Regions from separate parts of the Homo sapiens genome. Here all the other regions are linked to region 1. Evidence: chromatin loops called from intact Hi-C (ENCODE). Cell type or tissue: breast epithelium. All regions are shown on one strand. Links, peaks and the distances in the headings refer to the core of each region. The heading gives the core; the rest is flanking DNA.

Region 1 (8,284 bases), core at 2,986-5,485:
GGAGAGGAGATGAAGTGAGAGAATGGATGGCAGGGAGGCCCAATCCTTCAGGGCCCGGAGGTCACTGGACAGATCCTGGCTTTTGCTCTATGGGAAATGGCTGCCATTGATGAGTTGAGTAGAGGAGCAACATGGTCTGATTATGATCTAAAGGATCTCTCTGACTACTGGGTAAAGAATAGTCTAAGATGGAACAAAGGCAGAGCAATACTCAAGATGAAGGCTGAGGTGGGAGGGCCACTCAAGCCCAGGAGTTCGAGGCTATAGTGCATTATGATCACATCTGTGAATAGCTGCTGCACCCAAGCCTGCACAGCATGACATGACCCATCTCTATTAAATAAAAAAATAGTCAAGATGAGAAATGATGGTAGCTTGGATCAAGATCCCAGCAGTGAAGGTGGTAAACAGTGGCAAGACTCAAGGTATATGTTGAAGGTAGAGTTGACAGGATTTGCTGTCGGACTGGGAGATAAGAATGAAAAGAAAAATGAATGAAGAACTCTTGGCTTGAGAAACTGCAAGGATGCAGTTGATGTTAAGATGGGAAACAGTGTAGATGCGGCAGGTTTTGGGGGAAGATCAGGAGTTTGATTTTGAGAAAGTTAACATTTCAGATGCCTGTTAGGCACTTCAGTGGGCAGCTGACATATGAGTCTAGAGTCCAGGCAAGAGCTAGATCTGGAAGACGTCAGCTTATAAATGGCATTTACAGCCGTGAGACTGGATGTAAGGCATGGTTGTAGAAACAGAAAAGAAGTCCAAACCCTGCTCCTGAGGTCTCCAGTGATAAGGATCGGGGAGGTGTGGAGAAACCAGCAAAGGTACCTGAGAAGTATTGGCCCAGGAAATACAAGGAAATCCAGGAGAGTGTGATGTCTCAGAAGCCAAGTGTGGAAAGTATTCCAGGAAATCTATAAACCTATGACAAAACAGTCTGAAGAAATGAAGAGATGGCCTTCAGAGATTCATGCGTAGGCATGGATTAGAGTCCATTGTTCCTGAGGTTCCTGAGAGCTTGGGGGCAGGGCTGGTATTAGGCTCAGAACAGGAGGAGGATCTAGGTGGAAGTTGTTTATGCAATTACCTTTCAGCCTTTTCTAAGCAGGTTATACACAAGACTGACAGACTGTAGTTGGGCAATTAAGTAGGACTCAGAGGGTAGGATAGAGTGTTGAAAGAAAAAAATTAACATTTTAGATCAAAATTCATCTCAACTACAAGCTATTAAATGTCTTTCCTGTGTTTCTTTCCATACACTTTTAATTATTTCTTGGTCAGAAACATCCTGTTGGTGAATGCCTAGAAGGGTCAGCCATTCCCCAAATTCTTTTGAAATGCTGAGTTCTAAGTTATGAAAGTTGTTTCTCTTAGAAGGGCATCTGAAGATGAAAGTCAACCTCTCCCCTGCTCAGCAGTGAATTACATTGGCCTCTCTTATTATTCCCTCATTTTTATGAAATGGAGACTCTTTCACAATGTTTAATGGGCTCTTCACATGTTATTTCACGGACCATTAACATAACTGGATAATAGAATTGATGGTTAAAATACCCTACTTATCCCATGTAAGGTGTGAATACGCCACGATTAACCCAGGACAGAAGAGGGCAAGAGCAAAGCCATCCGACACAAAGCAAGAGTGGTTCAGAAGCACAGGAAGTGGGTGCCCTGCCTGCCTGTTTGGGAGAAATAATAATGATCATAATGGCTATCATTTATGTTCTATACTCATCCCCTTTTCCAGTCTGTACACAAATTGTATGAGGCAATATTGTCCCCACTTTTTAAAAAAGTAAATTACTGAGGATCCCCTGGCCGAAGGGGTGTGCTATCAAAGGTGCCTGAATAACGACCTACTGCAGCCTAGCCCAAGTGGCACATCAAACTCACCATCATAGGTGCCCCCCAGAATTCATGTATTGAAGCCCCGACCCCCAGTACTTGATGTGTGGCTGTATTTGGAGGGAAGGCTTTTAAAGAGGTAATGAAGATTAAATGAGGCCATTAGGGTGGGGCCCTAATCCAGTAAGTCCAGTGTCCTTACAAGGAGAGAAAGAGACCCCAGGGATGCGCACACATAGAAGAAAGGCTGTGTGAGGACACAGCAAGAAGGTGGCTCTCTGCAAGCCAAGAAGAGAGGCCTCAGGAGAATGTGACCCTTCCGGCACTTTGATCTTGGACTTCCAGCCTCCAGAATGGTGAGAAAGAAATTTATGTTTAAGCCACCCCAACTGTGGTATTTGCTATAGCAGCCTTAGCATACTAAGATAGGGTGGTATCAGGTCTGCGGTAGACATATTTTGGAGCACTCTTTTTGTGAAATGGACACTCTTATCCTCTACTTAATTAGCGGTGGTGGGGAAGGTGTCATGTTTGTGCCACACGACCCTTGGCTGCCTATAGCTGTGGACCAGGGGTATATGGCAGGCTCCTGGCAATCAGATCTCTGTCCTGGGAGTTTATAATTGGAAGACTGAGAAATGGAGTCAGTTAGACAATGAAGGTCAAGGCAGTGGTGATGCCACAGAGTCCTGAGGCCATGGGGGTCTGTGGGTGAGCAGAAAAACTTGGCCTTCCATTGGAGAGAGCAAGGGATATGTGGAAAGAGAGAGGGACTCTGTAGTCTCAGAATCAGAGAGATGAAAGAGAAGCCACCTGGTGATGTCTGAGTCCTGTGAGACCCTGCTTTGCTTCCTGCCCTTGGATTCTGGGAGCATCTCTGTATCCTTCCAATAAGTCTTCAACTCTGCCTAGTCTGAGTGGATTTCTCTTCCTTGTGATCAAACCGAATCAGACACCAAGCTCAGGCTCTTTCCATGTGTATAGTGTGCTAGGCCCATCTAAGGCAATCCCTCACGGCCCAGCAGCACTCCTGAACATTCAGGATCTTTCTCCTTCAGTACAGCTTTATTAATTCTACAAAAGCATGTTAGATGCTGTGTTGGTCAGGGTTCTCCAGAGAAACAGAACCAGGAGATCATATATACAAAGAGACTGATTTGAAGGAATTGGCTTATGTGATTGTGGGGGTTGGCAAGTCCAAAATCATGAAGGAAGCCAACGACAGGTTGGAATCTCTGAGGCAGGTGGTTTGATGTAAATTAAGGATAGGAGTTGACAAATGTTTTCTGTAAAGGGCCAGACTGTAATTATATTAGTCTCTGTGGGTCATTGTTTCTGTTGCAACCACTTAACTCTGCCATTGTATTGTGAAAGCAACCACAGACATTATGTAACTAAATGGGCATGGCTGTGTTCCAACAAAACTTTATAAATACTGGATTAGGGATTTCACATAATTTTTTAGTGTGTTAAAATATTATTTTAAATCTTTTTGATCATTTAAAACTTAAGAAACTTACTAGCTCACAGGCAGTAGAAAAATAGGGTGGGTAGTTTGGCTCACAGGCTCATAGTTTACTGACCCCTAATTTAGAACAATAATTAAAATATTGCAGTTAAAGAAGATTCACATCAAAACTTCTATGTTGTTCAAAAAGACAATGATTGAGTAAATTGAAGTACAATCACTTCTAAAAATTTTTGCAATTAAAGTAATATAAAGACTATATAGCAATATTGAAATGCTGTGATAAATTGCAAGTGGAAAAAGCAGACTCCAAAATTACGTCTACTCTGATTTTAACTATGTTGCATGAATCTTGAATAAACTATGTGCAAATTATGTATGCACAAGGATTGAAAGGGAAAAATGAAAGCTGTTTGATTTGAATGAAGCTGGGACTGTGGGTAATTTGTTTTTGCTTAAATGGGAGTATCGAGTTTCCTTCTAATTCTCAGGTTCTATGATGCCATTACCATGGACATTTAGTTTAAATAATTTATTAGGCCATCCCCCTTTGCAGATAAGGAAGGAAGAGGACGTAATTTAGATTGGTCAGAGATCAGAGTTTCAAGTAGTGTTCCAGTTAACCATTGCTGAGTAACAAACAACCCTACACTTAGTGGCCTCAAACAACCACCGTTTTATTAAGTTTATGGATTCTGTGGGTGAGAAATTCAATCAGGGCACAGTAGCCATGGCTTGCCTCCACCGTAAGATGTCTGTGGCTTCAGCTGGGAAGACCTGAATGGCTGCAGGGGACTCAAATGTCTGGGTTCTGCAGCATGCTCTTCTGAGATAACATCTTCATTTGCACTGGAATCTGGGCAGGAATCACTCCTAGGACGGTGAGTTAGTTTCCTAAGGCTTTCATAATGAAGTACCACAAACTGGATGGCTTAAAACAACAGAAATTTATTGTCCACAGTTCTGGAAGCTGGAAGTCTAAGATGAAAGTGTTGGCAAAGTTGATTTCTTCTGAGGTCAGGAAGGAACAGTCTGTTTCATGCCTCTTTTCTATCTCCTGGTCATTGGCTGGCAACGTTTGGCATTCCTTGGCTTATGGAGGAGTCACCCTGATCTCTGCCTTCATTTCCACACGATGTTCTTTCTCTGTGTGTGTGTTGTCTCTGTGCCCACATCCTCTTTTTTCATAAGGACACCCATCATTTTGGATTAGGGCCCACCCTAATGACCTTATCCTCACCTGATCATCTGCAAAACCCTGTTTCCGAATAAGGTCACATTCACAGATACTGGGGATTAGGTCTTTAACATTTCTGCGGAGACGCAGTTCAACCCATAGAAGCTGAGCTCAGCTGGGACTGCCTACACAGTGCCTCCATATAGCCTCTACATTACTGGGCGAAATTCACCCCCGATATTTCACATAGGTTCTTATCTATTTTCCTTAAGTGTCGGCTGGTCTGAGAAATAAAGGGAAAGAGTACAAAAGAGAGAAATTTTAAAGCTGGGTGTCTGGGGGAGACATCACACATCAGCAGGTTCCATGATGCCCCCTGAGCCATAAAACCAGCAAGTTTTTATTAGTGATTTTCAAAAGGGGAGGGAGTGTACGAATAGGGTGTGGATCACAGAGATCACATGCTTCACAAGGTAATAAGATATCACAAGGTAAATGGAGGCAGGGCGAGATCACAGGACCACAGGACCGGGGTGAAATTAAAATTACTAATGAAGTTTCAGGCAGGCATTTTCACTGATAACATCTCATCAGGAAACAGGGTTTGAGAGCAGACAACCGGTCTGACCAAAATTTATTAGGCAGGAATTTCCTCATCCTAATAAGCCTGGGAGTGCTATGGGAGACCGGGGCTTATTTCATCCCACTGCGATGACCGTAAAAGACAGCCACCCCCAAAGCGGCCATTTTAGAGGCCTCCCCTCAGGGACACATTCTCTTTCTCAGGGATGTTCCTGGCTGAGAAAAAGAATTCAGCAATATTTCTCCCATTTGCTTTTGAAAGAAGAGAAATATGGCTCTGTTTCACCCAGCTCACTGGCAGTCAGAGTTTAAGGTTATCTCTTTTGTTCCCTGAACATTGCTGTTATCCTGTTCTTTTTTCAAGGTGCCCAGATTTCATATTTTTCAAACACACATGCTGTACAAACAATTTGTGTAGTTAACGCAATCATCACAGGGTCCTCAGGTGACATACATCCTCCTCAGCTTACGAAGATGATGGGATTAAGAGATTAAAGTAAAGACAGGCATAGGAAATCACAAGGGTATTGATTGGTGAAGTGATAAGTGTCCATGAAATCTTCACAATTTTTGTTCGGAGATTGCAGTAAAGACAGGCATAAGAAATTATAAAAGTATTAATTTGGGGAACTAATAAATGTCCATGAAATCTTCACAATTTATGTTCTTCTGCCATGGCTTCAGCCAGTCCCTCTGTTCAGGGTTCCTGACTTCCCGCAACACTCCATCTGGCATGGAGCTGAGTTCTGAGAGGGAGTATCCCTGAAGCGAGCCTAAGTGAATCAGGTAGAAGCTGCATGGACTTTTATGCACTAGCTTTGGAAGCCATGGTCTATTGGTAGAAGCAGTCACAAGCTTGCCCAAATTCAAGATGAGGGGCATAGAATTTATCTTTGAATGAGAGGAGTATCAAATAATTTGCCACCACTGTTTTTAAAAAGTGGACTTCGGCCAGGTGCAGTGGCTCACCCTGTAATCCCAGCACTTTGGGAGGCTGAGGTGGGAGGATCACTTGAGCCTAGGAGTTTGAAACCAGCCTGGTCAAAATAGCGAGGCCCTGTATCTTAAAACAAAACAAAACAAAACAAAAACCAGACTTCATTATACATATACATATGTATGTGTGTGTGTGTGTGTTTGTATATATGTATATATCTATATATATATATATTTTTTTTTTTTGAGACTGGGTCTCGCTCTGTCACCCAGGCTAGAGTACAGTGGCACCATCACTGTACTCTTACTGCAGCCTTAAACTCCTGAGCTTAAATGATCCTGATCCTCTCACCCCAGCCTCCCAAGTAGCTGGGTCTATAGTATAGGTGTGCACCACACACCCGGCTAAGTTTAAAAAAATTTTTTTTGTAAGAGATAAAGTCTCACCTTCTCACTTTGTTGCCCAGGCTGGTCTCAAACTCCTGAGCTTAAGTGATCCTCCCGCTTTGACCTCCCAAAGTGCTGAGATTACAGGTGTGAGCTGACATGCCTGGCTGATTTCATTTTTTAGAGCAGTGGTTGGTGCACAGCAAAACTGAGAGGAAGGTACAGAGGTTTCCCATATAATTCCTGCCCCTACAAATGCACAGCCTCCCCTATTATTAACATCCCCCACCAGAATGGTGCATTTGTTACAATTGATGAACTGACGCTGATGCATCATCACCCAAAGTCTACAGTTGACATCAGCGTTCACTGTTGATGTTGTACATTTCATGGGAATGCATAATGACATGTATCCACCATTATAGTTTCAGTGCCCTAAAAATTCCTCTGCAGACATTTTTAAAAACCACCTCATGTAGCAATGTTTAACCTAGGGTTTATGGACCCACTGGGAATCCATACATGGCTTCCAAAGCATCTGAGAAACTATGGGAGTTATGCAATGTGTTGTATGAGTCCAGGTTCTTTTTTCTGCAGCATTGGTCCGTAGTTCAAAAGGGGTTATGACCTATAAATGATGAGGAAGTACAGGTATATTAGGCCAATTTGCTTCTTCCAAACAGATCAGGGCATGCTTCCCATTCTCTAACTCAGAGAAAATGTTTTCTATCTCTGGCTTGGCATCAGAGACAGCCTTTCTCCTTCCCCGAGGCAGCCTCTGCCATCTGCCAAATGGTGTTGTTCTGTGACCCCAGTGTCCTTGAAGCCATCCGGAAGTCTTAGAGGGAGGTCCCTAGTGGTCCCAGCATGCTCTAACTCCTCAGGGGACAGGACTGGAACTGAAAAGCAGCCTGTTTCCCACTCTCCCTAGAGCTGAAGGCTCTGTGAGGATGGGCTCTGTGAGCCCAACCATCCCACAGCAGAACTAGGAGCCCATGGAAGGGTTGGCTTGTCCCACCATACTCAGCCCCTTCCAATTCCCCTTCCAACCTTATTCATGCTTCTGTGTTATTTGGGTACCTGCTTATCTCCTCTACTAACTAATAAAATTTTGAGAACAACGACCTGTCATTTTTCTGTATATTAAACAGTATTTAGCACCACGTTTTGCATATAATTCTCAAAATGGTTGGTAATTTTAAAACATCAAAGCTGAGTTGCAGAAAGTTAGAACAGGTCTCCAACGGCTCTGATGGCAGCTTTGGTCACAAGGATGCTGGTTATTTATGTGGTTAGAACCAGGCCCTCAAGAGCTCACTGTGCTAGGAGGGTCTTATCTGGGGAAAGCCAGAGTAGGCCAAAAATAAGAAGGGGATTTGAGAGGGGGAATTTGAGGAGAGAAACTTAGAGCTAGCCTGGGTTCTAATCCCAGCTCTACCACCAACAATCTGTGGGACAGGACACCAGTCAAGGCATGTCTGTATGGCATAGTAGAGTTGGAATGTGAAGCTTGGCTCTCCCATGTATTAGCTGTGAGAGAGGCAGCAGCTTCATGTCCTAGCTCCCTCCTCTTCTTATTATCTGTGTGACCTTGGGCATTAATAAGTCTCCAAAGCCTCAGCTACCTCTCTCCTAAAATACCTGTTCTAGTGATCCTGCTGCTCTGGGTTGAAACTCAGGTGATCCCAAGATGCTGGCTTACCAATCTTCTCTCATGGACCCTGACACCAAACTCACTGGAAACATGGCACTGTTACCCATCAGAAGCCAATTCAAAGGACCTGCCCCCAGAGAGACAAAAGATACAGATATTGTGGATGAAGCCATCTGTTACTTCAAGGCCAATGTCTTCTTCAAAAACTATGAAATTAAGAATGAAGCTGATAGGA
Region 2 (8,284 bases), core at 3,779-6,278, 670 kb after region 1:
CACATGGTTGAGAATACTGCTGGTCCTCAACAAGCAGCATAAATCTATTTTTTTTTTTTTTTTGAGACAGAGTCTTGCTCTGTCACCCAGGCTGGAGTGCAGTGGCGCAATCTTGGCTCACTGCAGCCTCTACCTCTCAGATTCTAGCGATTCTCCTGCCTCTGCCTCCCCAGTAGCTGGGCTTCCAGGCACATGCCACCACACTTGGCTATTTTTTTGTATTTTCAGTCGAGACGGGGTTTCACCATGTTGGTTAGGCTGATCTCAAACTCCCGACCTCAGGTGATCCACCCGCCTCGGCCTCCCAAGGTGCTGGGATTTGCAGGCGTGAGCCACCATGCCTGGCCTAAAACTATTCTTGATGTAAGGAGAAACATATTCCTAAATGCTAAAGGCAGTGCTGCCAAATCCATGGCTCCCAGCATAGGCTAAAGTTTTATTAGGAGACCAGGAGTGCACACATCTCTGGCCAGGGACAGCAAAGAAAGGCAGCTGAGTCCTACAACACTGCTGGAAGGAGAAGCCAACAGTCTAGGATTTAAAAAAAAAAAGAAGCTGAGTCTGCCATTAAGAATGAAGTAAATTGCTAACACAGATTTTTAATGTTCTTACACACACACAAAATGATAAACTGGTGAGGTGATGAATATATTAACTAGCTTGATTGAATCTTGTTATAATGTATGCATTATAAAAACATCACACTGTACCCCATAAATATACATAATTATTGCCTATAAATATAAAAAGTTAAAACAAAAAATTAAAGAAATAAATGGTGAAGACATTTTTTAAAAAATGAATGATGCTTTCATGCATGCTACATAGCTTGTCACAACCTGCCGGAACGGGTTGCCAATGTGACATGCTTTTAAGATCACAGCCCTCCAGCAACACATTGATACCTGAAACTCCATAATTAAGAGTTATTTCCTTTTGTTTAAAGATGTTTTCTCTTTTGAAATTTCAGTATAATATGCTACTTTGGAAGTGGTATATCCAGATCTCCAAAATATATGCATATGCATATTTTAAAATCAAAGCCGAGTATTGATCCTAACTTTACCACTTTCCAGCTCTGTCACTTTGAGGAAATTATTTACTGGCTTGACCCTCAAGTTCATCCGCTGTAAAAGGAGTCACTAACGCTTGTCTCAGAAGGTTGTTACGTATATAAAACTACGCGGCCCAGACCACACCCACAGCAGCCACTCGGACACTGGTTTTCCCCTCTCTTTCTACACAGCAGGTCATAAGAAGTAAGGACAACTCAAGGATGCTGGCTTCCTGGTGTGGAATGATAAGGCGGCCAGCAAGCTGGAGTGGGGGTGGCAGGAGAAAAGGACACCTGGGCCCCATGACAGAACCTGTTTCACAAATGTGGTGAGGGGAGCTCTGCTCCAGTGCACAAAAAGGCTGCAGGCTGACACCATTTTGCAGTGTTCACTGGCAAGGCTGCTGACATAGAAACTGGCCTCCGTCAAAAAGTCACACCTCTCCTTTTCCTGGCTTGGTGTCCAGCTGAAAAGAGGAGGGGTTCATGTGCATCTGGACAGCTTTACCCCAAGGGCACCTGCAAGGTAGTAGGAGCAGATGAGGCTATGGCCAGATGACAGGGGGACATGCCAGCAGAAGGAACTAATGCAGCTTCCAACTTGCTGGTGCCCAGCCAGACCCCACTGATTTGGAGACTTTCCTGCCAACTTGCCAAAAACTGATCTGACACCCAATGGTGTCACCAAAGATGTTTTCTTTTCCTATGCATCAGTACCTCCACACCCAGGGATCAGTCTTCCTTCACCTCACTCTAAAGGGCCAGCCATCATTGCCTTCCAAGGTATGAACCAAGAAATGTCACCACTCACTCAGGTGAACAGGCCACAGAGGACTAAAAGTGCTGGCCCTATAGCAGCCTCATGCAAAAACAGATTTGTGCACTGAGAAGACTTTTGAAATTTGAAAGGCCGCTACTAAGAAGATAAACCCTCCAAAGATTTCCTTCTATCATTGTTATTCATTAAAAAAAAAACAAGCTTAGGCCGGGCATGGTGGCTCACACCTGTAATCCCAGCATTTTGGGAGGCTGAGGCGAGCGGATCATGAGGTCAGAAGATCGAAACCATCCTGGCCAACATGCTGAAACCTTGTCTCTACTAAAAATACAAAAATTAGCTGGGTATGGTGGCACGTGCCTGTAATCCCAGCTACTCAGGAGGGTGAGACAGGAGAACAGCTTGAACCAGGGAGTCAGAGGTTGCAGTGAGCAGAGATCGCGCCACTGCACTCCAGCCTGGTGACAGAGTGAAACTCCGTCTCAAAAAAAAAAAAAAAGCTTAACTTGAATGAATGGGAACAAGAGGGTTATTTAAAAAATAATAAACAGTAACAGCTATCACACCTAAAGGTGACATTATCTAGAAACATTAACATGTCAAGACATCAGCCCTTCTGTTCCTTCTGTTCCCCCAAGAGGCCTATTTGGAGCACCAGCAAAATGCATTTGGAGGATCACTAAATCTAACAGTGTTCACTGCTGTAGTGTTATGAGAGTGTTTCACTTTCAGGAAATTTCAAAAGGGAAAGGTGGGAAACAATGTGTGTCCTACATGGAAATCTCACATGTGGTTCATTGCGTCTTTTTTCTTACACAGCTGCCATTATATAATTCTTGGCCATTGTTTTTTATTTAATAATTAAGATGAATAATCTTGGGGTCATCCATTGTATATGTATCTGTGGTAGGTTTAAAAATTCCAGTTGACCTTTCCCTAGCCCCCAGTATACTTTTGGGCTACTTCCTCCCTAAGATGAGCTATGTGCACACATGTGGCACAATTTTAATACTATCTAAGCAAAACCACAAACCAATAAAAGCATCATCCGGTGCTTCTCAAAGCCAAAGGAAATGATTTTGGAGCAACACATCACTGATTACATTCCATTAATACAGATAATTAAAAGTTGACTGTATAATAATGTTAAATAGCAGGCATAACTTTTTTTGAAAATTTCTCCGTGATATTAGCTATGCAAAAACACTGACTGAATGTTCAATGCTAATCAAATTCATCTCCTCTTAAGAGCAGCGTATAATAAATGGGTAGCCTAAAAGGAATGCTTTGAACAGAATGCTTCACTATTGTCTGATTATTCTAAATTTAAAACTCCAACAAAGGAAAGGATTATTCTTCTAAGGTTCAAGATTCGTGAGGATTTGGTAACGAAATTCCTTAAGGACAGCAAATTAAAAAATTGCTATCTACAAGCTGCCACTATTTTATGTCTGTATAGTGTTTTAAAATCAAAGTCACTACCCATTCAACAACAAATGTTTGTTTGGAATAAATGAATGAAAGAAACAGCCTCAAAATACTTTACAAGTTTAATCACCTATAAGTTATGAATTAGGCAGCAACTTCAATCATTCCCAAATGATTGAATCATTTACCTCGCTGGGGTAAGGTATATGTCTGGCAAGCCAAAGCCAGAACTAGAAACTCAAGTAATTCCTTTGATTCTTAGAAAATGACGCAGTTGTTAGAGCTGGTTGCCTGCTGCAGTTGTCTTCCTGTGTACTCTCAATACAATTTGGAAGGCATGTTATCTAGGCTAGGGGAGGTAATAACAAAGGAGGCATAACAATTAGGCTTGCTCCTGAAATTATACGGGTAGTCAAAAAAACGAAGGACCCCACCATCACCTACTAAGCTATGTGATGGGTACCTAGCTGGTAAAAGGTGTTTCCAAGACCGGATCTAAGTTATTTCATAGGTAACTTTAGAAAGCACGTCCCAACGTGGCAGTGTTAAATTCATGTGTAATTTCAAAATAGGGTATCAGTGTATGAGGCATGTAGGTAGTCTAAGTTATGTGACACAGAGCATTTAGCCTACATCAAAAGCTAAAACTGAAAAATGAAATTCTTATTTAAGTATGTTGCTATCTTCACTCTAATGAGATACGTGGAACAAATTACTGGGGCTAGAATGTATTATAACAATAGTAAGGAAGAAGGTTCCTGCTGGATACTTGGTAAGAGGTGGGTGGGGTCCAGGATTTCCAGGGGACTTTGAGTTTATTCTTCCAACACTGCTAAAATGCATCTATTTTCTATTCTGACTTTCTAACAGGATGCAATCTGAGAGCCAGCCAGCCACTTAAAATCTATTTATTTCAGCTGTGCGCAGTGGCTCACGCCTGTAATCCCAGCACTTAGTGAGGCCGAGGCGGGCGGACCATGAGGTCAGGAGATCGAGACCATCCTGGCTAACACGGTGAAACCCCATCTCTACTAAAAAATACAAAAAATATTAGTTGGGTGTGGTGGCGGGCACCTGTAGTCCCAGCTACTCGGGAGGCTGAGGCAGGAAAATGGCGTGAACCCAGGAGGCGGAGCTTGCAGTGAGCCAAGATTGCACCACTGCATTCCAGCCTGGATGACAGAGTGAGACTTTGTCTCAAAAAAGAAAAAATCAATTTGTTTCAACAATCCAGAGTAGAAATACAAGTAGAAGATTTTGTGCAAGCGTATTTTGTGCAAGCGTAATCTATTTTGCAAGCAGAAAATTCTCACGTATTTTAGAGTCAGGGTTCTCAAATCATAAATCTTAAAGTTTTCAGAATCCATGCCAAGGGACTTAAGAAAATTAATATTGCCCCCATATAAGCTGTCTTTTGTATACTAAGCATCAGCAAAGCATCTGCCCCCAACAGCTATTTTACTGGTCCCAGAGGAAAGATAAGCAGAGTTGTCTTCCGCAAAATCATAAAGAAGGTCAAGTTCATCTGTAGGATCCTTCCCCTTAGGCCCTCTAGGTGCCTCCCCATTGGGCCCCAGGGGTTTCTACTCCGTAATTCTTTCCCACCCCTGCCCTGTCAACTTGAACACCAGTGAAACACCACAGTGTTTCAATATGAATACACTTCAGTCACTGTTTTTGCTCCGCCCACCAAAAAAAATCCATACTTTAAAGCTTTTAATTTTTTTAAGCTTTTAATTTTTTTAATTGAAGCATCACTTTACTTTCTTTTAAATTCTAACATCAGTGAGCAGCCAAAATTCTTTTTTTTTTTTTTTAGATGGAGTCTCGCTCTGTGACCCAGGCTGGAGTGCAGTGGCATGATCTTGGCTCACTGCAACCTTCGCCTCCTGGGTTCAAGCAAGTCTCTTGCCTCAGCCTCCCAAGTAGCTGGGACTACAGGCGCAGGCCACCATGCCCTGCTAATTTTTGTATTTTTAGTACAGATGGGGTTTCACCGTGTTGGCCAGAATGGTCTTGATCTCTTGACCTCATGAACCACCCGCTTCGGCCTCCCAAAGTGCTGAGATTACAGGCGTGAGCCACTGAGCCTGGCCGCAGCCCAAATTCTGAACGGGGAAAGAGGATAAGGTAACGTCTCCTACTTTTGCAAGCTTCTTTTGCTTCCTATGAAGGCTTGCCATAAAGATAGAAATGCTTTGACATCACAAACTGGGTTCATGTTCCACTGTGACCATGGACAGGCTATGTAACTGAGCTTCGGCTACTCATTTACAAAACAGGAATTATCATAATATAATGTAATGTAATATAATAATTATGAGATAATGATATAAAGTGATTGGCCCATTGCAATGTTAAAGAGCCCTCTCAGAAGGAGCACCATACTTTCTTTCTAAGTGCCGATAAAATAAAAGATAAAAGCAGCCGACTGGGATTGACCCAGCCACCTCTGCTAAGGGCCTCCTACCTAGAGTCACCTCACTGGGACCTGGGACAGCATGATTCTTACCAGTTTCTGAGAGCTTGAGGTCTTGGGCCCTCGAGCCAGGCGTCCGCTAAAGGCAGGTCTGAGGTTAGCCCATTTCCCAGTTACCATTCTCCTTTCCCCTGGCTTTTCTCCTTCCAAGAGGCTTTAAGCCTTTCCCACTCCTCCCTCCTCTCCTTCTGGTCCCCTGCCTCAACTCACCCAGAGACTGAGAATGCAGTACCATTCCTCACTGGGCCACCTTCCCTTTCCAGGCTCCATACTCCATTCTGTAATAAAGTTCTCATGGGGAGACCTCCAACAGCCCAACAGTTGAGTGTACACAGCCTTGAGTGCTTAGCGGCCAGAACCTCATTGAAAACACAGTTCCATAAGGAAAGGCAGGTTTTAAGACGAGCAGGTGACCAGGCAGGCCCCCACCATAAATGGGGTGAGCTCGCCAAAAGCTAGGCTTGACTTAGGCCTCATTTGGAGGTCTGAGTTGAATTTCAAAAATCAAATACAAAAACACTGGCAGAAGTTTAGAGAGGCAGAAAAGAGCATTACCACAAGAAAAGACGCGGGAGGCTTCACCAGAACAGGCAGGAGGAAGTAGGTGAGGCACAGCAGGTGAAGTGGGGGAAGTGTTCCACCAGGTGAAACTGGCCTGGTGGCTGTGGGGTACAGGGGAAGAGGTGAGCAGGCTGGGGTGGGGATGAGGACAGTGGCAGAAGATTGACGAAGGCATTGTGCAGCACCCCATGCAAAGGGGCGCCTCTCCGTCACACAGGTACTGGCATGAGGGTGTGGGGACCGAGTCCTATGAGTTCCTGGGTCTCTACCAGGATTTTCCAGGTCAGCATCGAGTGATACTATCTCTCCTAGAAGTGGTGGGAACTGATGGGAATGACCATGGAAGCTGAATCCACAAACCAAGGGTCTCCTTATCTTGTCCTCTCATGGATAAGGCTTCGTAAAGGGGGGATTCCTCAAGGTCTTTTAACCAAGTCTGCACATGGGAGAAAACGATGGAAAGCAGATGGAAATGCTTCTCAAGAACCTCTCAATACAAAGAGATAAAGAGGAACAGGCCAGGCACATGGCACACACCTGTAACCTCAGCACTTTGGAAGGCCAAGGAGGGAAGACCACTTGAGCCCAGGAATTCAAGACCAGCCTGGGCAACACAGCAAAACTCTGTCTCAAAAAAAAAAAAAAAAACAAAAATTATCGTGGCACGTGGTGCACATCTATAGTTCCAGCTACTCAACTGACTGAGGTGGTAGGACCATTGCTTGAGCCCAGGAGTTCGAGGCTGCAATGAACCACAATTGTATCACTGCTCTCCAGCCTGGGTGATGGAGAGAGACCCTGTATCTAAAAAAAAGAAAACAAAATTAAAAGAAATAAAGAAAATGTCTCAGGAAGAAGTTGTTCCTCTTCAGACAACTGGATTTTGTTTCTCTTCTTTTTTTTTTTTTTTTTTAGACAGGCTTGCTTTGTTGCCCAGGCTAGAGTGCAGTGGTACAATCAGAGCTCACTGCAGCCTCAGCCTCCTGGAACCAGGTGATCCTCCCACTTCAGCCTTCTGAGTAGCCGGGACCACAGGCACACATCACCATGCCTGGCTGATTAAAAAAAAAAAATGTAGAGATGAGGCCTCACTATGTTGCCCAGGCTAGTCTCAAACTCCTGCCCTAAGCAATCCTCCCACTTTGGCTTCACAAAGTGCTGGAAATACACACTCAAGCCACTGCACCCAGCTGACCACCTGGATTTTGGAAAAGAGGAAAACGGAAGTCTGACTGTTAGATGTGGGAATCAGATGTTTTCATGTTATATATGTGAATTATATTACATGCACATGTATGGTGCATATCATAACAAGAGAAAGTGTTAAACACACTAGAGACATTAGAAAACAAATCAAGGACTGAGGAACAATAAAAAGTGTTGCAATGGTGTAAAAGTAATACAAATTATAGTCTTTTACGTGAACTGCTTCCACTAATGCCCAATTACTATGCAGCACAGTATCAATTTAGTGGATCATGAACTACGTATCCGATTGACTCACTTGTATAAGTTACATTTTATGACAACACTAAATTCTCCTTTATATGTTCAGGCTCCCTATTTTGTGATGCGTGTAATTGCAGAACTTGGGAGCTAGAATGGACCTTGAGGAGATCCCTTACGCCAACGCTTTCACTTCACAGATGTAGACACCGAGGCTTAAAGAGGGTATGACTTTCCCAAGGCCACAAGAGGACTAGTTTACAGCAGAGCTGGGCTTATATAACAGGGCTGCCCATGAGCCCTGCAAGGCTCCAGAGCTATTCTTAAGATCCTCTGCACTTAGACAATGCTGCAGGGACACACTCTCTTCTTTATTTTGTAAGAACATTTGCTCACAATTCAAAATTATTCAAAGAGAATGGGAAACAGGTATGATGCATGGGGGAAGAGGTATGCTCAGGGATTCAGATGCTGGAGCTCTTGGTTAAGCAACTTTTGGATCATATGATACTTAGAAGAACTACCATCTCTCTCAGTA
Region 3 (8,284 bases), core at 3,700-6,199, 690 kb after region 1:
AACATAGCTCTATCACTTTAAGATCTGCCACCTTGGGCAAGTTGCTTATCCTCTCTGAGCCTCAACTTCCTGTTCTGTCAAATGGGGCTAATAACACTATGCTGTTGGGCTGCTGTGGCAATTGAATTTTACATGTATGTAAAGCACTTAGTACAGCATCTGGACCATAATAAGAGCTCATTATATATTAGTATTATTTTGATTTTAAAACAATAACCCCCCTCAACCAAACTTTTACAGTAGGAGAAACCTTGATCTTATTTCTATGCTAGAGGAAAAGCAGTAGTCTTCAAAGGCTGTAAACACAAAATGTTAAATATTCACATACATATTCTCTCTCTCTCTCTCTGTCTCTCAAACACACACACACACACACACACACACACACACACACACAGAATATGTGAATATTTAACATAACTATAATTTCCAACCATAATCTATTTATCTAGCATTCAATTCTCCAGATATTGTGCTATCGTTTAGTGATGCTGTGCTGGACTTCTTGAACATATATATCTTTTTTCAACATCTCTGGTTGTTTCCTTAGGACAAATTTCTCTGTCTCTCTCTCTCTCACACACACATACACACACAGACAGAGAGAGAGAGATGAAGATTCTCATATCCTAGGATCCTAAGAAATTGGGGCAATCTTTAATATGCATCTTTAAGGAGATCATCTGAGTTTGGTCAACCCAAGTCGAAGAGGTACGTTATATAAAGAAGCTAGATGATCTAAGAAAACAGAGGTTGTTGATCATCAGTTGGCCCATATATGCCCCCCCAAAAGGCTTTAGCCCTCCATGGCACAGGTGTATTTACAGCTGGGTGTGCAAAGTGCCAAGGAGGATGCCACTGGGTTTCAGAAGGAGCCCCAGAAAGGGAGTCAGGCTGCATAAGTTCTAGGACCCCCACCTACTCCGCTGGCCAGCACCACATGTGGTCCCACAGGACTACACTCTCCTCTATAAGCAAAGGAGAACTCTCTGGGGCCCTTTCTAGATCTGAGGTCCTACTAAAAAGGGTGACAACCTCAGCTCTGAACATTAGTTGTTTTATTTCAACTCCAAAGTGGGCTTCTACATCCCGAAACAAATGAAAGAAAATTAAAAGATAAATAAAGCATTCCTGGCATCCATGAAAGCATTTGCTTTCCCTGTTCATGTTATTTCAGTAAATCTAGCAGTGTAGAAAGAGACAAATGAGCGCAGATTACAAGGCAGCACCTGTTCGGAGCCCAAGGTCATTAGATGCCATTAGCAATGGCATAAAGACACATGCATTTAGGAGATAACGCAGCTCAGTGGGTTATTGCATCCTTCCTTCTTGACACCTTGTCGGCTGCTCTCACAGACCTGCTTCAGTCTCAGAGCCCAGACAATAGCACTAAACACGGCAAGGGCGTTAGCTGCAAGAGGCTGAAATTGGCTGAACCTGAAATATGAGTAAAGTCTTTGTATATGCAAAACAGAAATAGCCCTAAAAGGAGACACAACTATTTATCAAAAAGGTGCATACAGAGAATTAAACAAGGCCAGGCCCGGCGGCTCATGCCTGTAATCCCAACACTTTGGGAGGCCAAGGCAGGTGGATCACCTGAGGTCAGGAGTTCAAGACCACCCTGGCCAACATGGAGAATGCCGTCTCTACTAAAAATACAAAAATTAGCTGGGTGTGGTGGTGCACACCTGTAATCCCAGCTACTAGGGAGGCTGAGGCTTGAACCCGGGAGGCAATGGAGGTTGCAGTGAGCCAAGATCGTGCCACTGCACTCCAGCCTGGGAGACAGAGCGAGATTCCATCTCAAAAACAAAAAACAAAGAATTAAACAAATGATGAGTTGATAGCCCGAAAAGAAGAAAAGATGCTCTATGCAAAAATAAATAAATAAAAAGTCACTGAGAACTAGCAGCAGATGATAGGCAGAAAAGTGGAGTAGTTAAGACAACAGGCTTTGGTGTCAGGCACACTGGCTTTGAATTCTAGCCTCCACCACCCACAAGCTGGGTAAATGTGGGCGAGTAGTTTAATCTATCTGAGTGCCACCATTTTTAAAAATCTGTAGAATAGTAACAGCAATAACTACCTCAAAGAGTTGTTGGGCTAATTCAGGCATTCATTCACTTGATGATCACTGATTATGATCAGTGAGCTTCTAGGTGTGACAGGCCCAGTTTTAAACACTGGAAATACACAAGTGACAGATGTAAGCATGGGCTCTGCTTCCACAGACTTAACATCACTCTCAAATTTTAGTGAAATGAGAAAGACAAACAAGTATGTGTAAGTGCAATAAGGAAAAATTAAACCGGTGAAGGGGATAAAAACTGATGAGGGTGTTATTTTAGAGTAATGCAAAGACCCTGAGGGAGGAACATGTTTGCATTAAACGGTAAGGAGCTTAGCTCAGGGCTCATAAAACCATGTGCTCTAGGAGATGGTGATGATGATGATGACCATGGTGGTGGTGGTGGTGGTTGGTGGTGGTCTCATAACGATAACCAAACAAGCAAAGAGTACAAGGGATGTGCGAATAGGTACAGCCCACATTAAGTAAAGAAATGAACTGACAAAATTAGTATCGAACACAGGAAGTACTAATTAGAATCTTGACTAATTTTCATTTATTAAAGACTGCAGTTCTATTTTTAGTTATATCCTTCAATCTAACATCATTCAAGAAAAGCTTCTCTCCAAAAATTCTATTTCAGGAATGTAAATTTTTAAAAGTAAGAGTGTTCTGCATGCATGATTTCTTTTTACCCAGCCATCTTTCTGTTGGTTTTTAGCCTGCCAGTAGTGTGTATGTGATATTTTAAAGACTTACTATGCAGGGTACTTAGAAATTTCATATGAGCATTTAAAATGGCAGAAATAGCTGGTAGCTTTCATTTCCACATGTACTCTCAGAACAGAGAAAAACGAGTTCTAATCCATGTCTTTCTAAGCTTCTAGCCTTTTTTTTTTAACTGTCTCAGGGTGAAATTCCACTTTACTTGTTTAATGATGCATACTTTTGAAATTTTACAAAAATAATCATTCATATTTTGAATTTTTCTGCAACGTAACTTTTTTGGCTTCATATCAGGTTACTGAAATGTATCTATATTGCTCCTATATAGTTTTAGATCATTCACTTTCATTGTTGTATTGTGTTCTGTCATTTGATCATATCATAATTTGTTTATTTCACTTTAATAAACATTCAAGTAGTTTGGGTTTATTTTTTTAAACCATTATTAACACAAATAAAGCTGTGCTGGAGAGCCTCCATGTCTCGTGGTATACAGTACAGAAGTCTCTAGGAAACACCTAGAAGGAAAATTGCTGAGTCACAGGGTATACACATTTGTTTTTGTTAACTGGATAATACCTAACTGTCTTTCTAAATGGTTGTACCAATGAATATTCCTATCAGCAGTACATAAACATGAAATGCCATTTTTCAAACTTGGACCAAAATATTCATTACTGGGAACTCCAGATCTCAAATAAGTCAAGTGTCAGTTCCATCTATCGCTTTGGTCAATTTCAAACTGTTCTTTGAACAAATCCAGACTTGAAGAAATTTCCATTCTGTTAAATTTCTAGCCAACTCATCACAATCAACTACGCAAGCAAACAATACCCCATAAGAACAACAATAAGTAATCACATATTGCTGGCTCCAGGAAGCAAAATGAAGACATTTAAATTAAAGCAAACATGCTTACAAAAATATTCTGGCTATCTCAATTAATCTGAACCAAACTAAGAATAATCTAGATATTTCCCCCAATCTTCTGTTCCCATTTAGTTCATGGCATTTTTATAACGGGACTTGCCAGATAAGAAGCATGTGTGTGTCTGAGAACTAAGGAAAAAAGGATTGGTTTTACTGTCTCTTCAAAAACATATCCGATGTGAATAGACTAAAAACCATTCAATTCTGCAGTTTGTGAATTATATCCCCAGAAAGCTGGTATTAATAATATAGCAGCTAAGTGAAATAAGCCAGTCATAAAAGGACAAATACTGTATGATTCACCCTCTATGAGGTATCTAGAGTAGACATTGTCATAGAAATGGAAAAGCAGTTGCCAAGGGCTTGGGGGAGAAGGGAAAAGAAGAGTTGCTATTTAATGGGTAGAATTTCAATTTTGCAAAATAAAAAGAGTTCTGGGTTGGGCGTGGTGGCTCGCACCTGTAATCCCAGCACTTTGGGAGGCCGAGGTGGGCAGATCACCTGAGGTCAGGAGTTTGAGACCAACCTGGCCAACATGGTGAAACCCTGTCTCTACTAAAAATACAGAAATTAGCCAGGCGTCGTGGCAGGTTCCTGTAATCCCAGCTACTTGGGAGGCTGGGGCAGGAGGATCACTTGAACCCAGGAAGCAGAGGTTGCAGTGAACTGAGATCACACCATCACACTCCAGCCTGGGGGATGAGAGCGAGACTTTGTCTCAAGAAAAAAAAAAAAAAAAAAGAGTTCTGGAGATGGATGGTGGTGACAGTTGTACAACAATGTGAATTCAGTTAATACCACTGAATGTACACTTGATGGTGAAGACGGTCAATTTTATAGTGTATGCCTTTTGCCACAATGTATGGTTTATTTATTTACTTAAAAGCAAAAGTGGCGGTGTTTTGTTTCAGTATTAGGTCGGGTTCAAGCAAACAGAAGGGTTATTCCTTCATAATCATATACATTCTGCACCATAGATTGAGCATTGCACCATTTTTTTATTTTTATAAGCTATACCAAATTTCAGTGCACAAATGCTATAACAGCACATACTGTGGGTGAGAATATAAAAAATTGTGAAAGTCTAAAGTTACTGCTCACATTGCAACCTTGACACAACGACTCTGCAAAAACAAGGGCTTAAATTTAACTGAATATGCCACAATTCAGAAAATGCTACTACCATATGCCCGAGGGGACTGAGTCACACTTGCAGTTTAACTTCAACTCCTGAATTTTTTGACTTCTGTATGTTTAAATTCTCATCAAACTGCAGCTTCAACCTTTGTTTCTGCCACTGATCGCAGAATGCATCGCTTATCATTTGACGTAATCTCTACCATGAAATACTTGTTTTTGAACAGCCTAAGGTTCGGAGGACACTTTTTTAAATGTTAAATAAAAAACTGTCAACGATTACTGGGAATGGAAAAACAGCCAAGCCTCTTTGATGCCATCCTTATGCCTAGAAAAATCTTCCCACTCCCACTCCCACATCGATCAAGTGAGCTGCATCTCTTCCTTCTTTCAAAGTTCACCTTAATTCACTTCTCTATGATTCTATAATGAAGGCAGCTGTGATTACAGCAGAAGTGAAGAAGAGAGTACTACCTACCCTGGGAGCAAGTTAATTTATGGCCATAGGCCCACTAGGGATACACTGAACGAACTACATTTTTTAATGTATGTCTATGCAATAACCTGTATATGATTTTTCCATCATTAAGAATCTTCAACAGTCCCAGATGCAAGGAAGACAGGCCATCCTGGAGGGGGCTAGGGATTTAGGGATGGCATTCCTATTATTTACAAGGCGCTGAGTTAGACAGACCATGTGTGACCATGGTGTTCCTGCTCAGAAGCTTACAATCGCTTTGGAGAGGCAAGGCATTTATCATGCACAGAGAGCTGATAATAGCAGGCAATTTTTCAATCAGCATACATTTATTCAGCAAATATTTACTGAAGACCTACTAAATGCCAGGCACGATGCCAGACATTAGGGACAAAAATATGACTAAGATGTGGTCCCAGCAGAGAAACAGATGGGGTTCCGTATAGTAACCATGTTATCAAGGAGTCATCAGAATGCTACTAGATGATAAAAATAGCAGCTTTCCCCTCTTCGAAAAATGCAGAGTACACATAACTAATCCAGTCACTGAGTGAGCATTCTGGCAATGAAAAAACATATTTGGAATGAGAATAGTGATCTTCAGAACTCTAGGTACCAAGCATTCCAGATACATAAATGTTCTGATCCCCTTGAGTGGCAATTGACCGGCTGACACTGAGGCAAACTTGCCACCATGGAAGATGTGAATTAAAACGAGTGATTGTACTAAGGTATAGAAATGGCACTCGTACTTCCTGTTTCATAACAGTCCTCACAAGACCCTTTTTAAATGTCTGCCTTTCCTGATAGACTGCAACCTGAAAAAAAGGAAGGAACTGGGTCTCTTTTATTTACAGTTTTCCCCAGTGCCTAGTACAACGCCTGACACATAGTAAGCAATTAAAAACATTTATGGCACTAGAATTTTCAATTAGCTGGCTGCATATTATTGCAAAGTTAACATCTGAAAAGGCTATTAAAATGGTCATGTAAAGACTTGGTAACCAATATAATCTAGTTTAATAATATTTATTTATTTACTTTATTTCTTGTTTTTGAGTCAGGGTCTTCCTCTGTTGCCCAGGCTGGAGTGCAGTGGTGCATGTGATCTTAGCTCACTGCAACCTCTCTGCCTCCCAGGTTCAAGTGATTCTCCTGCCTCAGCCTCCCAAGCAGCTGGGATTACAGGCACGCACCACCATGCCCAGCTAATTTTTGTTTTTTTAGTAGAGACGGGGTTTCACCATGTTGGCCAGGCTGTTCACGAACTCCTGACCTCAGATGATGTGCCCACCCACCTCGGCCTCCCAAAGTACTGAGATTACAGGCATGAGCCACTGCGCCCAGCTGGTTTAATCATACTTAATCAACTAATGAATCAAGTTAACTTATGGATACTGTTACTGGCTGAATTTTTTCCCCCCACAACCACTCAAAATTCATGTGTTGAAGCCCTAACTTCCAGTTTCTCAGAATATAACTGTATTTGGAAATTGGACCTTTTGAGAGGTAATTAAAACAAAATAAGGTCATATGAAAGGGCCCTATTCCACTATGACTGGTGTCCTTGTAACAGGAGACTGGGACACAGACTTGGAGGGAAGCCCACGAGAGGACACAGGGGGAAGATGGCCATCTGCAAGCCAAGGAGAAGGACTTCAGAAGGAACCAACTTTCCTGACACTTTCATTTCAAACTTACTGTCTCTAGAATCATAAGAAAATAAGTTTGTGCTGTTTAAGCCACTCAGTCTGGGTTACTTTGTTATGGTAGACCTCGCAAACTGACAGATACTAAGCCCTTGTTTGAGATGGAGCTGTGGCCCTATAAATGGCTATTTTAGAAAGACAATGTGAACTGGCAGCAACGGTACTGGAACAGGAATGAGGAGTCCATATGTCCACTTCTGGTTCCAGTCTGACTTCTTGGTCAAGCCATTTTTACTTCTCTGAGTCTCTTTCCTCCTTTAAATATAGAAGTTTAGATCACATGAGCTCTGAGTTTCAGGTGACCTAGAACTGTATGGTTCTATGCAGCAAACTCAATGTTACCTTCTAAGATGTGAGAGATGGCACAGAGGTGTGTCTGTTTTTCCCTGGCTACACTGAGCCACTGGCAGTAGGCCTCCCAAACACTTCCCATCTGCTTCTTGAACCATTTCATACATATCACCCAACATCCCATTAAAGACAGGGTCCTCGGCCAGGCGCGGTGGCTCACACTTGTAATCCCAGCACTTTGGGAGGCCGAGGTGGGCGGGTCACGAGGTCAGGAGTTTGAGACCTGCCTGGCCAACATGGTGAAATCCCATCTCTACTAAAAATACAAACATTAGCCGGGTGTGGTGGCTCACGCCTGTCATACTAGCTACTCGGGAGGCTGAGGCAGGAGAATCGCTTGAACCTGGGAGGCAGAGGCTGCAGTGAGCTGAGATCATGCCACTGCACTCCAGCCTGGGTGGCAGAGCAAGACTCCATCTCAAAGCAAACAAACAAACAAAAAAACAGGATCCTCTCTCAGCAAGTCTCCTATCACAAAAGGAATACACATCACAACGCAGCCCTGCTGGACCACCCCAGCTCTAAGGGGGAGGTCAACTTGTGAGCAATAAGTCGAAGCAACATGAAGAAGAAACAAGGACAAGGTGAAGAATGGCTCCATACATTGTATAATTTTCATCTATTCCAACCAGAAAAGAGCTGCTCATTCTGATCAAAGATGTTAATGAGCCCTGCAAACAGAAATTACTACAATAGAACAGTAGACACCTTCATTAATTATTTTCTCCTGCAATATTAGCACTAATGATTAGAAAATCTTCAATAGCAGCACAAATAAAAATAAACAGACACCAATCCTTGGTACAGCCTCCGTACAGATCCATACTGGACTGTTCATTCAGCACCCAGTATTCTGGAATTTGCCTATTAATGCAGGTGGAA

Evidence for each region. Peaks named below come from ENCODE experiments on the same cell type or tissue, not always from the same donor. Only the 100,000 strongest peaks of a DNase experiment are listed, where the experiment ranks them.
Region 2: it touches region 1 in a loop (25-fold over the local background); 1 of 110 quality-filtered maps calls a loop at or near these places.
Region 3: a loop joins it to region 1, with 11 times the contacts of the local background. A loop is called at or near these places in 1 of 110 quality-filtered maps.

The regions. Positions count from the first base shown.
Region 1 is chr6:15,926,697-15,934,980 of GRCh38, forward strand. It overlaps the pseudogene ARPC3P5. Among named protein-coding and RNA genes, the nearest start is that of LINC02543, 64 kb to the right of the region's middle. In breast epithelium, for the core only: no CTCF peak of the experiment used is centred there; DNase peaks (open chromatin) are centred at 4,105 and 4,385; H3K27ac peaks cover 321 bases.
Region 2 is chr6:16,597,394-16,605,677 of GRCh38, forward strand. All of the region lies in intron 3 of ATXN1 (ataxin 1), which reads right to left. Among named protein-coding and RNA genes, the nearest start is that of ATXN1-AS1, 160 kb to the right of the region's middle. RefSeq lists a silencer at 5,877-6,062. In breast epithelium, for the core only: no CTCF peak of the experiment used is centred there; no DNase peak of the experiment used is centred there.
Region 3 is chr6:16,619,905-16,628,188 of GRCh38, forward strand. All of the region lies in intron 3 of ATXN1 (ataxin 1), which reads right to left. Among named protein-coding and RNA genes, the nearest start is that of ATXN1-AS1, 140 kb to the right of the region's middle. In breast epithelium, for the core only: no CTCF peak of the experiment used is centred there; no DNase peak of the experiment used is centred there.